Regions from separate parts of the Homo sapiens genome. Here region 1 is linked to region 2. Evidence: chromatin loops called from intact Hi-C (ENCODE). Cell type or tissue: heart left ventricle. All regions are shown on one strand.

The links. Hi-C counts contacts between places; a loop is a spot of excess contacts. Peaks named below come from ENCODE experiments on the same cell type or tissue, not always from the same donor. Only the 100,000 strongest peaks of a DNase experiment are listed, where the experiment ranks them.
Region 1: it touches region 2 in a loop (2.3-fold over the local background); 4 of 110 quality-filtered maps call a loop at or near these places.

What each region holds. Positions count from the first base shown.
Region 1 is chr6:17,254,048-17,256,547 of GRCh38, forward strand. No RefSeq gene overlaps it. Among named protein-coding and RNA genes, the nearest start is that of RBM24, 26 kb to the right of the region's middle. In heart left ventricle, no CTCF peak of the experiment used is centred here; no DNase peak of the experiment used is centred here.
Region 2 is chr6:17,166,007-17,168,506 of GRCh38, forward strand. No RefSeq gene overlaps it. Among named protein-coding and RNA genes, the nearest start is that of STMND1, 65 kb to the left of the region's middle. In heart left ventricle, a CTCF peak has its summit at 1,563 (motif pointing left); a DNase peak (open chromatin) is centred at 1,535; H3K27ac peaks cover 250 bases.

The DNA of each region.
Region 1 (2,500 bases), 88 kb after region 2:
ATCTATCCAAAAGAAAAGAAATCATTATATGAAAAAGATACCTGCACTTGTATGTTTATCACAGCACTATTCACAATGGCAAGGATATGGAATCAGCCTAACAAATAATAGTCCAACGAATGGACATAGTCTATATATACAATGGAATACTGTTCAGCCATTAAAAAAGAATGAAGCATGTCTTCTGCAGCAACATGGATTGAAATGGAGACCATTATCTTAAGTGAAACAACTCAGACACAGAAAGACAAATACCACATGGTCTCATTTATAAGTGGGAACTAAATAATGCGCACACATGGACATAGAGTATAGAATGATAGCAAAGAATTGGAAGCCGGGGGAGGAGGATGATGAGAAATTATTTAATGGGAAGAGTGTACGTTATTTGGGTGATGGATACTCTAAAAGCGCTGACTTCACAACTATGCAATCTATCCATGTAACAGAATTACACTTGTACCCCATAAATTTAAACTAATAAAAAAAAAGTAAAATTAATTTGCTTTTGAAATTTTAATGGTATTTTGAGCTAACTGAAGATACCCTGGACTGTCACAAGAAAAGTTTTATATCATTGTAGTAAATAACTTTAGGAAAAGTTCATGGCCAAAAACAAAAAAAATCAAATGAAAAAAGCTAAGTACACCATCTACAATGCAATAGCACAAATATATATTAACCAATATTAAGCATTATGCCTTATGATATTGGGCAAAACGAAAATGGAATGTTCCAAAACCAAAAGTAGAAAAATATGTTGGAGAAATCTTATTGCAGTGGAAAGCTAGAGATTGAGTTGAAGTATAATCTAGCATATTATTGAAGAACACATGGATAATGAGAACAAGACCCAGATTACCTCCATATCCAACTTCTAGTTGTCCTTTCCAATTAACTGTTGCCACTCACTACTTATGTGCTCTTGGGAGAGTCAAAGTCAAATAACTCAATTTTATAATAAATGAGTTATCTTTTTATGTAAAAAGTCAGATAACTCACTTTTGTATTAAAATTTGTAACATCCATTCCATCCCTAAAAATCTGCTTCTGTACAAAAGTATGATCAGAAAGTGAAGAGTCTATTTTTACAAACCTACTAGGAGTTATATATGATAATAAATATTATCAGAGTAGTTACCATAATAAGCTGTTCACTTATTCCAAAGGTGATACCAATGCTCAAAACATTTTTGGCACTTCTATTTTGCATTTTCCTTTTAAGAAATACTAACAAATGTTTTCATCCCAGCCAGTAAGAGGCAGAGCTAGGATCTGAACCATGCACTGTGGCAGCACCGTCTGTGATCTTAACATCTGTGCTTAACATCTATTGCTTTGCCCATTTCACCACATGAAGACACAGCAAAAACACAGCCATTTGTGAACTGGTAAGCAGGCCTTCACCAGACGCTGAATCTGCTGCTGTCTTGAGCCTGGATTTCCCAGCCTCCAGAACTGTGAGAAATAAATTTCGGTTATTTATAAGCCACTAGTCTATGGTTATTTTTGTTATAGCAACATGAACAGACTAAGACACCACCTCAGGCAGCTACAGCGTTAAACAATTACCACTGAAAGTTTTTGACAAGTGCCCTAGGAAAAAGGCTGTTTGCACAAAGTTCTGCATGAGGTCAAATAAAGACAAGTTCTGTAAATGGAGGTTTTCAGGGAGCTGCCAGAGAGATAAATAATAAAAAAATCTCTGCAAATCATGCTTTCTTGGGATGCTCCAACACCATTTCGCCCCCTCCAGTGACTGCCGGGCTGCTTTTTTCACGCCTACCATGGCTGCAAGACTATTTGTTTTCAAGGCTTCTATGGAGCTGGGTAGAAGATGAAAATAGGGTACGATAAAATATCACAAAGCATACTCTTGTTATCAAGATTCACTTATTTTTCTTTTTTAACTTTTTTGTTTATATTTTTATTTATTTACTTATTTTTGAGACAGGGTCTCGCTCTGTCACCTAGGCTGGAGTGCAGTGGCGCAATCATGGCTCACTGCAGCCTTGACCTCCTGGGCTCAAGCGATTCTCTCACCTCAGCCTCTTGAGTAGCTGGGACTATAGGCATGCATCACCACATTCAGCTAATTTTTGTATTTTTTATGGAGATGGGTTTTTGCCATGTTTCCCAGACTAGTCTCAAACTCCTGGGCTCAACCAATCCACCCGCCTTGGCCTCCAAAAGTGCTAGGATTACAGGTGTGAGCCACTGTGCCTGGCCACTGTTTTTATTCAATAAACACTCCTCAAATTGTGGTAAGCCTTTGATTAATTTCCAGAGTTCTGAAGAAGTTTATTTTGACAATTTTTGCCAATGTTCTTCTTGCTTTTATGGAAGAACAGATTTTCAAAAGTCCTTATTCTGCCATTCCTGAAGTGCTTCTCCCCTTACAGTATGTTTTTAAACTGGCCAATTTAGACTCTTTGATTCTTCTTGACAAAGACAGATCATGTTTTGAAACTATTGTCCACTCCTTTGATTATTATTATTA
Region 2 (2,500 bases):
TTCCAAGGATAGGTGCTTTAGATGAAAGACCTGAAGCTATGAGAGGCCAGCCAACATAGAAAGCAAATGTGTGGGCCGGGCGCGGTGGCTCACGCCTGTAATCCCAGCACTTTGGGAGGCCGAGGCGGGCGGATCACGAGGTCAGGAGATCGAGACCATCCCGGCTAAAACGGTGAAACCCCGTCTCTACTTAAAAAAATACAAAAAATTAGCCGGGCGTAGTGGCGGGCGCCTGTAGTCCCAGCTACTTGGGAGGCTGAGGCAGGAGAATGGCGTGAACCCGGGAGGCGGAGCTTGCAGTGAGCCGAGATCCCGCCACTGCACTCCAGCCTGGGCGACAGAGCGAGACTCCGTCTCAAAAAAAAAAAAAAAAAAAAGAAAGCAAATGTGTGGTGCACCGTAACAGCATTCCTTCCAGGAGAGGAGTACTTTGGGATTGAAGATATCTCAAGTGGCCTTTTCAAAAACCCAATTGAAGTAATAGTTTACAAACAGCACTGTATCATAATGAGCATAAACATTTCTGTGAATAACACAATTTTCATTTCTATCTATTGTCATAATTGCTGCATAATATTCCACCCAATGGATATAATGTATATTTTTAGGCTGGGTGTGATGGCTCATGCCTGTAATCCCAACACTTTGGGAGGCTGAGGCAGGCGGATCACTGGAGCCCAGGAGTTCAAGATCAGCCTGGGCAGCATGGAGAAACCCCATCTGTACATAAAAGATACAAAAATTAGCCAGGCATGGTGGCACACACCTGTAGTTCCAGTTACTTGGGAGGCTAAGGCAGGAGGATTGCTTGAGTCTGGGAGGCAGAGGTTGCAGTGAGCCAAGAATGCACCACTGCACTTCCAGCCTGGGTGACAGAGCAAGACTCTGTCTCAAAATACGTGTATATATGTATGTGTGTGTATATATATATATATATATATATATATATATAATTTTTTTTAATTTTTCTCATGTTGTTTAATACTTTGACTGCTTCTGATATTGCACTGTTAGCAATAACCATGATGAACATCTTTTTCCAAGTAGGTTTTCCCATATTGTGAATTGTTTCCTTATAATAGACTCTCAGAAAGGAATTATGGAGTCAAAGGATAAGAACATTTTTATAGTTCTTGATCCATGCTGCCCAATGGATTCTGTCAATTGAAGACCAATTTCACTCTATCCCTGTGAACCCTCAATATCATTAAAATAATTTTAATGTTGATTTGCACTGAAATGATTACTACTAAAGCTAAACATTTTCCATATATTCCTTATTCATTTATGTCTCTTTTTGTGAATTATTTATGTGATAGTTTGGAAACCAATGGCAGAGAAGAAGTTAAGTTCTGAAGCTTTCTAATACCTTCAAACACTTCCTTTCACACATCTCAACTACCTGTGACTAGCAGGCCAGAAAAATTCCCATGACACTATTATCACACCAGGCCGCTCTGCTGGGAGTGAGCACGTCCCATGTGGTTTCAGGCCAATCCAGAAGTGCCTTTGTGTTACCCACTGCCTTCTTCTGGCTGCCTGTCTGCCCTCTGGCGTCTCAGAGAGGTGATGCTGCCACTTCTGCGGCTGGATACTTGATTCCTGAAATCCGTGGTTCCCGACATTGATTGCATATTAGAATCATCTGGGGAACTCTTAAAATTCCCAATACCCAGAACTTTCTATACACCAATTAAACCAGCTTTCTTGGCATCAGTGTTTGTGAAAGCTCGATTGAGGATTCCAAGGTGCAGCCAAGGTTGAGAACCACAGCTTTAAATCCACAGTCATAAGGAGCACCCAACTAGGCATTCAGGATACAAAGCCCTGTGCAAGTTCACTGCTGCCCTCGGGCAGCTCACAACCCCCGTGGTGGGGACAGAAAAAGGTTTGAATGACAAAGCACACTCTGAATGTTATAAAAGGGAGTAATCATAAATAAATAAGTATATAAACATATATATTTATAATTAAATAGTACATATATTTATAAAAAGTAAAATATAGTTATTTAAATAAATATATGTATACATTTACTTTTATTAACTATAACTTGATCAACCAGTACCATCAACTTAAGGAAATTTTTGTGCACGCAGTTTTTATCATTAAGGGGTAAGCTATATAAAAACAGAGACTTGTTAAAAACACACAGGTAACAAACGCTGAGTTTGTGAATATCTCTGAACTTTCAGCCACTACTAACCTACAAGGTTGATTTTCCACATACGGGCGCTGATTTTTTTTAAAGGATGACCTTAAAACACTTTCAGATTCTGGCTTGCCTAAGAAATGGTTGCTTATGTTCACTATGCTATATTTACTAAGGCACAAAATATATATATATATATATATATATATATATATATATATATATGCATGCAGATTAGAAAAACCATTTAAAAACTAGAGATAAAAAGGGTTTTCGCTTGACTTCTCTTAAGAAATTTAACTCATTGCATTATTTCTCCCTGGGGGTACTGGAGCAGTATTTACCTAT